2 separate regions of the Homo sapiens genome follow, and region 2 is linked to region 1. A link is a loop called in an ENCODE intact Hi-C map of the cell type or tissue named here. Cell type or tissue: PC-9. All regions are shown on one strand. Each heading gives the region's core, and the rest is flanking DNA. Links, peaks and the distances in the headings are about the cores only.

Region 1 (5,265 bases), core at 734-4,733:
ATTTTTCCATAAGTTATTGGAGTACAGGTGGTATTTGGTTACAAGAGTAAGTTCTTTCATGGTGATTTGTGAGATTTTGGTGCACCCATCAGCCAGGCAGTACACACTGCACCCTATTTGTAGTCTTTTATCCCTCACCCCCTTCCCACTCTTCCCCCTAAGTCCTCAGAGTCCATTGTATCATTCTTATGCCTTTGTGTCCTCATAGCTTAGCTCCCACATATCAGTAAGAACATACGATGTTTGGTTTTCCATTCCTGAGTTACTTCACTTGGAATAATAGTCTCCAGTCTCATCCAGGTCACTGCAAATGCAGTGGCCTTTTTTCATTTCTTTTTATGACTGAGTAGTATTCCATCATCTATATATACCACAGTTTCTTTATCAACTTGTTGATTGATGGGCATTTGAGTTGGTTCCACGATTTTGCAATCATGAATTGTGCTGCTATAAACATGCATGTGCAAGTATCTTTTCCAAATAATGACTTCTTTTCCTCTGGGTCGATACCCAGTAGTGGGATTGCTGGATCAAATGGTAGTTCCACTTTTAGTTCTTCAAGGAATCTCCACAGTGTTTTCCATAGAGGCTGTACTAGCTTACATTCCCATCAGCAGTGCACAAGTGTCCCCTGATCACCGCATCCATGCCAACATCTACTGTTTTTTGCTTTTTTTATTATGGCCATTCTTGCAGGAGTAAGGTGGTATCGCATTGTGGTTTTGATTTGCATTTCTCTGATCATTAGTGATGTTGTGCATTTTTTCATATGTTCGTTGGCCATTTGTATATCTTGACAGTTGTCTATTCATGTCCTTAGCCCACTTTTTGATGGGATTGTCTGTTTTTTTCTTACTGATTTGAGTTTGTTGTAGATTCTGGATATTAGTCCTTTGTGAGATGCGCAGATTGTGAAGATTTTCTCCCATTCTGTGGGTTTTCTGTTTAGTCTGCTGACTGTTCCTTTTGCCTTGCAAAAGCTCTTTAGTTTAATTAGGTCCCAACTATTTATCTTTGTTTTTATTGCATTTGCTTGCAGGTTCTTGGTCACAAAATCCTTGCCTAAGCCAGTGTCTAGGAGGGTTTTTCCAATGTTATCTTCTAGAATTTTTATAGTTCCAGGTCTTAGGTTTAAATTCTTAATCCATCTTGAGTTGATTTTTGTATAAGATGAGGATCCAATTTCATTCTTCTACATGTGGCTAGCCAAGAGCGAAAAGTATTTTTGTTTCAGATTATTTGAAGGTTGGAGAACTACAAGTGAAGCTACCTCTAGGATCTCTGTTTATATAAAGCTTCATGGCAACAGAGAAGTTGTCTATCTTACACTGTGTCCATTTACTGGCAAGTAGTAGGCAACTCATTGAACATTTGTTGAATGCATGAAAGCCATTATCTTATTACAGTATATGACTTTGGGCAAGTAGTTTTCTAATCAGTTTCCCAGTTCATAAACTAACAAGATTGAATAAATCTATGTCATGGTCTCTTCCAAGTCCAACAATTTTTTATTCAAAGAGAGATCCAAGTAATGCCCACAAAGCATCATATGGGAAAGACTCCCTTCCTTTGCAGCTATTTCTACTGATCAGAAGAACCAGAGGCAAAAAATAATAATAGAAAATTAGAATTTAACATTCCTTTGTGCTCCTCTTCTTCCAAATTACTAGACAATAAAAGAGTTACAAAGGCAGTAAGAAACACAGAGAAAGTCCCTCCTCCCTTGAATTTGCCCTTTGGGGACTAGTGGTGGTTCCTAGTTTCAACCCAAAGTCCATATTCTCTTGTTCTGTTGGAGCCTAGATTTTGAAGTCAGAGAGAGGTGGGTTTCATTGAGCAAGTCATCAAACTCCCCAAGCCTGCATTCCTTATATATAAATTAGGGATAACCATACCCATCCCATAGGATTAAATAAGATACATGCCCAGCACAAAGCCCACTGTATAGGAGATGCTCAGTCAATATTAGTTTCCATGATGTGCCCAATTCCGAACATCTGAGGGGGCAAGCAAATGTAGCAGTGGGTTTTTTTCTAGAAAAGCCCCCACATTGGAATTAGTCATGGTTTCTGGCTACATAATTTCAGATTCTCACTCTCTGCCTCTCCTGGAGATTCTGAGAGTTTCCTAATACCCTTTCAAAAATTCCTTTGCTACTTAAATGAGCCAGAGTGGATTCCACTGTCTGCAACATAGAATCAAGACCATTATAGTTCCTATGGAAGTTCACATTTAACAGATCATTTAGTCCAAATCCCAGAAGAAGAGCTTCATTGGAAAGAAGTGTTTGTCTATCCATGCAGTGTAGCTCCTAGTCCTGACTCTAATACGGTTTCGTATTTTGCCTTAATCAACTCATGTGTAAATTGTCTTATTAGTTCAGCAGGAGCCCCTTAGAAACAGAGGCAGCCTCTTGAGATCCACTGGAAAAGGCCCAGAAGGACAAGTCACAGATGGAGAGGTAAGGTCTTGGGCCTACCACTGGAAACCCACCTAGTCCAAGGTAAGTCCTTTCAATTCCTTAAGTCTTGGTTCCCTGTGAAATAAGAAACTGGCATGTGGCCCAGGGAACTGACATGAAATCAAAGAGAAAATGGACGTGAAGAGCCCTGGTCAATCGCAGATCCAAGAAGCAACTTAAATAGTGTCCACTTCCATCTCTCTTCCCTAGAAGCAGGGATTGAGTCATGGCTTCCTCTTCTAAGGCACTTAACCCAGTGATTAGGTCTCTTGGACCGGGGCAGGACCAACACGTGGGGCATATCGCCCTCTGGTGGGCTTAAATGGAAAGGGTATGGTTTTCAAACGGGCTGCAAGGCTACAAAAACAGAACTCACAGAATCGTGGAATTTCAGAAGTGAAAGAGATCTTTGACACCATTTAGTCTAACATCCTCATTTACTGATGGGACAATGAAAGACCCAAGAGTGAGAGTGACTTGCCTAAGGTCACACCAAGGACAACTGTCAGAGCCAAGGCCAGACCTCAAACCCTCGACCCCCATCCAGGGCCAAGGTCCTTCTCTCTGCCATGAAACACCAAACCTTCATGTTTGTGGTTCATATCCCTACATCCCTGAGCCCTTGACCCAGCTCAGCCATGCTGTCAGCAGCAGCAGGTTAGCTGGATTCTGCCCAAGATTGGGTAATTTCCCCACCCAGTTATATTGTCAAAAAGTTATGTTATTCTCTTTAAAATGTACCATGTTAATGTTTTGCTTTTGGTACAAATAACCCAAGCTATAACTATGGCAACTTCTTGGAAACATGGAAAGAAAACACTTCTCAGCTGGGTGTGGTGGCTCACGCCTGTAATCCTAACACTTTGGGAGGCTGAGGTGGGTGGATGACGAAGTCAAGAGATCGAGACAATCCTGGTCAACATGGTGAAACCCCGTCTCTACTAAAAATACAAAACTTAGCTGGGTGTGGTGGTGGTGTGCCTGTAGTCCCAGCTACTTGGGAGGCTGAGGCAGAAGAATGGCTTGAACCTGGAAGGCGGAGGTTGCAGTGAGCTGAGATCACACCACTGCACTCCAGCCTGGGTGACAGAGTGAGTGAGACTCCGTCTCCATTTAAAAAAAAAAAAAAAAAAGAAAACACTAGTAAGCATAACTGGATAATTCTAAGAGAAAAGAACAACAGAATACCTGATTTCTACACAAGTTAGAGAAAGACCCTTTATTTTAAAGACCAATCTCTGCCACAGGTGTTTATCTATGAAGCTAGAACAGTTCAGAGGGCTTCAAAGCAAACCCTCCTCATGCCAACACAGCTGCCAGCCCACGCATGATTTCCATAAGAACCCACACTCAAGCAGTTCCAATTTGCCATTTTAATAAATGCCGAAAGAAGCGGTCATGTTGGGTCTTTGCAATGGAGAGGAAATGTCCTTTTTAATGGGATTTTTGGAAGTCTTTATTTTCTAAGTCCCTTTGGAAACTAAACACACATAAACACACACACACACACACACACACACACACGGAAAACTTCAACCAAAGTAGGATTCAAATAAGCCACCTGAGTTCTGTCCCCAGAAAGAGCAGGTGGGGGAAAAAGTGGTAAGTAGGTGAGGTGATGGATATGTTAATTAGTTTGATTTAATATTTTATGACATGTATATATATAACCATCACATTATACCTCTTAAACAGATACAATTATTATTCATCAATTGAAAAAAAGAAAAGAAAGGAAGGAAGGATAGAAAAGAAAGAAAGCAAAGAAGGAAGGAAGGAAGGAAGGTAGGGAGGGAGGGAGGGGAAGGGGGGAGGGAGAGGCAGAAGGGGAGGGGAGGGGAGGGAAAGGGAGGGGAGAGGAAGGAAGGGAGAGGAGGGGAGGGAAGGCAGAAAGGAAGGAAGGAAGAGAAAGAAAAAGCAAGAGAAACCTTGAGTGAGTCACTTGTCCTCCCACTCTCTGCATGGCCTAGCTTTCTCGTTGATAGTAGAGGGCCATCAGGTAGGCCCTGCTAGCTTTGCAGGGCTACTGAGAGAATCTAGTGCAGGAGTCCCCAGCCTCCAGGCAGTGGACTGGTACTGTCTGTGGCCTGTTAGGAACCAGGTCACACAGCAGGAGCTGGGCGAGCATTACCACCTGAGCTCCCCCTCCTGTCAGATCAGCAGCAGCATTAGAGCACAAACCTTACTATGAACTGCGCATGAGAGGGATCTAGGTTGTGTACTCTTTATGAGAATCTAATGCCTGATAATCTCAGGTGGAGCAGTTTCATCCCGAAACCATCCCCTCAACCTTGTCAGTGGAAAAAAATGTCTGCCACAAAACCGGTCCCTGGTGCCAAAAAGGTTGGGGACCACTGATCTAGTGGACTTTGTCCAAAGATCACAAAGCAACACAAATGTACAGATTTTTAATCACCCACAGTGGAATAACCTGGCCATTCCTCTCATTTCTTGACGAATCCCTGAAGCTTAGCCTGATTCACTGCTCTGTCTCTTTACTATTATCACTCAATACTAACAATAGCTGATAGCAGCATTATTTTATGAGGTTTGCATGAGTTGAATCAATCATCACAAAAACTCTATAAAGATGTCACTGTTAATCATTACCACTCCAAAGATGGAAAAACTTAGGCTCAGAGAGGTTAAGTAACTTATCCAAGATCGCACAACTCATAAGTGGAAGAGCCAGGGTTGAACTCAAGTCCACCCAACTTCAGAGTCTATGCTTTTAAACCCAACCCCACTCTGAAGATCATCAATTACATATGTGTATGCAGACCAACTTCCTTATCATCCTAGTT
Region 2 (5,265 bases), core at 562-4,561, 1.9 Mb before region 1:
CAGCTGATGTTCATACCCTCCTGGATGTTTGAAACTGGCAACCTCCCCCTGGCCCCAAAGTGGCCTCCTACTGGCCCCAAGGTGGGCTGGTATACCTTGTTGGTCTGCTCTCCTGCTTCAAATATGTTCAAGTGGGACAATCTGGGAGTCTTTATCTAAAGCAGGTCATTAGCATCTCAGAGGCCTCCAATTCCGTAAGCCTTGTCCAAGAATAATCTTTTCTGAGCATTTCCTCTTTGACCCCTAGCCTGAGAAGTGATTGGAAGGAGGAGGAAGGAATTGGGAAGGAACTAATCTTGGAATCCGTTCTTGAGGAGTAAGTTTTAAACACAGTTTTCAAGAAAGTAAAAGAACTTGATCCCAAGAAAGAGAAGGCGTTCTCCTATTAATGATCCATCTCAGCTCCTTTGGACAGAAAAGGGGCTTTGGAGTCAGTCTTTGAATGCCTAATGACCTTCGACTGCAGTCTGTCACTTCTCGGAAACTCTGTTTTTTCAGCTGTATATTACAGTTGTAAAAAATTACGACATTACTTGTCCAAGGCACTGTTGTGAGGATTCCATGAGATCCACAATGTCTTGTGTTTGGCAAAGAATAGAAGATTGGGAAATATGATTTTCTTTTCTGTCTTCTCCCTTTACCAAGCACTTTTCCTATCACCATCTTAAAAGCAAAACTGCATTAAAAATAAGACTATGTTGTTAGAATAATACTAATAATAGTAATAATAACAAGAACTGGCATGTTTTGGGTGGCTATTAAGTGTCTGGCATGACCCTACATTATTTTTTTATTTTTTTGAGATGGAGTCTCACTTTCGTTGCCCAGGCTGGAGTGCAATGGTGCAATCTCTGCTTACTGCAAACTCTGCCTCCCAGGTTGAAGTGATTCTCCTGCCTCAGCCTCCCGAGTATCTGGGATTACAGGTGCCCACCACCACACCCAGCTAACTTTTGTATTTTTAGTGGAGACAGGGTTTCACCATATTGGCCAGGCTGGTCTTGAACTCCTGACCTCAGGTGATCCGCCCACCTTAGCCTCCCAAAGTGTTGGAATTACAGGCATGAGCCACTGCACCCAGCCCGTTATCTTAAATCTCAACAACTTTATATTGTCGGTGATATTCGCCTATTTTATACATAAAAAGCAGAGACTACTATGAGGAAGAAGCTTGTCTATGGTCACATGCAGGGCTGTGGCTAGCCTGTAAGTTACCTCTTATATGAATTAGGAAGAGGAGCTCCTCTACTTGTACTCAATTGCAGGAGCACAGGCATGGCACGTGAAGCTGAGGGTGGATTTAGTCCCCATCCACCCTTTTGCCTTGTCACCTTTTATATATATATATTTTTTTCTTTTTTTTTTTAATTTAAGTTCTAGGGTACATGTACACAATGTGCAGGTTTGTTACATATGTATACATGTGCCATGTTGGTGTGCTGCACCCATTAACTCATCATTTACATTAGGTATATTTCCTAATTTTATCCCTCTCCCCTCCCCGCACCCCACAACAGGCCCCGGTGTGTGATGTTCCCCTTCCTGTGTCCAAGTGTTCTCATTGTTCAATTCCCACCTATGAGTGAGTCACCTTTTTACAGAGCTCAACTTGTGTAACTATACAAAGAGGGCCTGGTTGCATGCCTAGTTTTGACCAACTGAATTTCACATCCAGATGTATATGAAGTTCAGACCGCATCCATTCCATTACCACCTTGGAATTTTTTCTCTTACTGTCTTCTTTAAGATCCTGCTCCATCAATTATCTTTTCTCTCTGCCATATCTTAAGCGTCTCCTTCTCCATCTCTGTTTTTTCCTTCCCAGCCAATACGTCCCATCAGGTCTCTACACTTGAGTACCACAAGGATTGAAACAAATTGTTATTCATATTTTCCCCCCTTGTGCCTAGCTGTAAACCTGGCACTGAATAGGCCTTCTCAGCAAATGCTCTTTCAGAATTCTTTTACTCATCGCACTAAGCTTCCTTGTATCATAGCTAGCTTTTACTGTTTCCCTGGCTTCCCTCAGTGGAAGTTGCTTTGCACACAATGATCCTTCTTTGCCAAGAAAGGATCAGAACAGAGATTTCCCCAGAGCAATCATCTTAAGTAGGCACTAGAGGGCAGCAGGAGATCACATATGACCTTTTTTTTTCAGCCTCCTGTTACTGGCCACAACCTGCCTTGTCCCAGGAGGAAGAAGTAAATGTTACCCTTCAATGCCGACTGATTCCTGATTCTGGCCAAGACACTGGCCAGTACTAGGCTACTGGGCAGTGTCCAGGGGTCCCTTTCCCACAGAGAGTATGACCTGCCTCAGAAATTTAACTGCTTTCACTTGAAGACAGGTGTCCTCTTGCAAGTTATACTTTATCACTCTGTGCCTCAGTTCTCTCATTTGTAAAAGGGGGCAACAATCCCTACTTTGTAGGATGGTGGAGAACTGTGAGAGATCATAGGTGAAAATGTGCTAGCACAACATCTTTTGTTTTATTCCTAGAGGAGTTGGATGAGGAGTTAGTATCCCCATTTTACAAATGAACAAACTAAGGTTGGAGAGGTGAAGTGACTTGATTAAGATTTGAAATCAGGTAGTCTGACTCAACAGTTTTGGACTTACGCATTCAATTCTACCCTGGTCTACTGTCTTCTTGTAGGTAGAAGACAGGTAATTTAAGGGGAAATTTTTGACAGTTAAAGCATCAGGCAGGTTTCAAGGGAAGATTTACAGATTCAGACATGTACAAGAATTGAATAATGCTAGGATGAATGCCAGGGGCTGGAACAAATGACCTCTGATGATGCTCTTGACACGCTAGCATTGGATATTTTTCATTAAGTTCTGATTCTCATTTATCCTCCAAATAATCCAATATTTAGGTACTAAAATTATTAGCATTTTACAGATGAGGAAATGGAGGCTTAGAGAGGTTAAGGTCTTGTTCCAAGGTCACCCAGCTAGAAAACAAAAAAGATGGAATTTAAACTCAAGCAAAACACTGTGCTATAGCTGCCCCTCTGTAATTGTGCTTATTACTTATACATTTAGGGGAAGAGCTTGCAAATTCACTTAGGTTAGGAAATCAGTTGTCCTAGGGTTTGGCAGTTTTATAATTCTGTCTTCTTATTTTTGGAATCTCCACTGTTGCTTTTCTTTCCATTCCCCAAATGTGTGTGTGTGTGTGTGTGTGTGTGTGTGTGTGTGCGCTTGCAATATGAACACAACACATACATCACAACATACACATACTCATACATATATACCTTCTCAGAAGCCACCCAACAATGCCCTATGGTTCCTGGGATAGGAATTTCATCTACCTAGTTAGTTAATTGTTTAATTGTAGTATGACCCCACACCCCAACTAGAGTCCAGGCGTGAGTACTGTAGATAAGACATCTAATAGCATAAAGTACATAACTCTGGGCTTGGGTCTGATGCTTAGGATGAGAAGTGTGGTTCCTGGATGAGAAGTTAGTCTAAGTTTAATAGAGCCTTTCCACAATGGAACTTGAGGCCTAGAAAGGTACTGATTTCCACATCTTTAGAAATGTCCAAGAATAAATTGGAGGATTATTTGGTGGTAAATGAAAAATTAGATGGGATTTCTGACCAGGTGACCTTTAGAATGCTTTCCACCCAGGAGACCCTATTAGCCCATGGAAATGGGTGGAGGAGATTGGGGGCATTACCTGGGGGTGGGAGGTAATGGGAAGATACAAATATTTGGAACGGATATGACTCATCCTGTAGGAGTGAAAACTGGTGCTGAAAGTTTTTCAGAGAGGAAATATGGACAGTGGAAAGAGCAGAAAAACTGGGTAGAAACAGCTAGACTAGTTGCTAGCTGTGTGACTTTGGTCACGTTACTTTACTTCTCTGATCTATCAAGTGTACATTAATAAAATAAAACAAAGACCAACTGTCTTTGGGGCTGTGGTGATAAATTGGGATAGTTGGTCTGAAGTCTGATAAGCATTACACTAGTGGGACAGGAGTCAGATTTATGCATTCATTTATTCATTTGTTCATATATTTACCTGCAGACTGTCTACATGATATCAAACAGTGAACTCTGTGCTTGGAATGCAAATGTTCATTAAAAATGGCCATGGTCCTTGTTCTCATGAAACTTATGGTATATTTGGAGAGAAATATATTCATTTAATTATTATATTAAATCAAATAATAAAAACGTGACATGTACTATAATGAGGATATAAACGATTCAGTTCATACTGCAAATTGAGAATAGTCAAAATATAGTCTGTGAAAACAAGTATGCTCAAAAGTATATACATATGTGTTGATTCTGCCACTCTTTGTGATATGTTTACTGGGATAATTTTCCTCTACCTCTAGATGAAAATCTTAGCAGACCACATCTAATCTATTATCACTTATGGAATAGGCAGCAGCACCATCGATATTTTACATTGCTAACATACTTTCAAATCAGGAATTAGGATTTCCAGTCCAATATTTTAATCAAATCTTTTGACAAATAAAATCTCCGTATCTTTCCCAATAGGAGCATTAAGAGGTGGGAATGGTTGGCCTTCATGCTCTTTCTTTACTTTGCACCTCTTCTTCCCCTTCTTTCACAGTACAAGCAAAAAAAAAAAAAAAAAAAAAAAAAGAGCGGTGGTCAGGATTAGGAAGGTCATACTTGCTCCAGAATTATTTTACCTGGCTTTGCGGTCTCTGGTCCTGGCATCTTTATAAAGCTGGCCATTTGTCTTGGGGGGCTTGTTCAGGGGCTTTTCAGCGGTCCCCAATGCTTGGGACTTCTCGTAAGACCTGGAACAGTGCCATTTCTCTTTGTCTGGCTTCAGTGATCCCTTCCTACCTACTGTTTCTCTGGCTTCCTACCTCATGGAGATTCACTGTGGGGGACCCATCACTCTGTTAGATTCCTCTTGGGTAGGGCTTAAAACAGTTCCAGGCCAGTTCTTTCTTCTATGTGACCCATATACAGTTCAGAGGAAGCAAGCATTTTTCACTGGGCAACCTCTGGGGGTTTGGGCTAATCCCCATGCAGCTCCTTCTGTTCTGTTGGTATAGGCCACTGCAGCTTTTTCAGGTGAAGATAGGACCTAGTCCATTTTCTTGCCAGTTGCTGAGAATATATCCAAGTTCTCCAAGTGGCACTCCTGAGGGTTCCTCTCACAAAACTTAGAGTTAGCAGATAGCATGTAACACTTGAGCTGGCTAGGGTGCTGAAGACTCCAAACATGGTAATAGTTCTTTGCAAAAACAAAACA

The links. Hi-C counts contacts between places; a loop is a spot of excess contacts. Peaks named below come from ENCODE experiments on the same cell type or tissue, not always from the same donor. Only the 100,000 strongest peaks of a DNase experiment are listed, where the experiment ranks them.
Region 2: a loop joins it to region 1, with 9 times the contacts of the local background. A loop is called at or near these places in 2 of 110 quality-filtered maps.

Annotation. Positions count from the first base shown.
Region 1 is chr9:114,736,538-114,741,802 of GRCh38, reverse strand. No RefSeq gene overlaps it. Among named protein-coding and RNA genes, the nearest start is that of TEX48, 57 kb to the right of the region's middle. RefSeq lists an enhancer at 2,768-2,817. In PC-9, for the core only: a CTCF peak has its summit at 2,751 (motif pointing left); a DNase peak (open chromatin) is centred at 2,732.
Region 2 is chr9:116,658,109-116,663,373 of GRCh38, reverse strand. All of the region lies in intron 16 of ASTN2 (astrotactin 2), which reads left to right. Among named protein-coding and RNA genes, the nearest start is that of TRIM32, 27 kb to the left of the region's middle. In PC-9, for the core only: CTCF peaks have their summits at 1,915 and 2,117 (motif pointing right); a DNase peak (open chromatin) is centred at 2,103.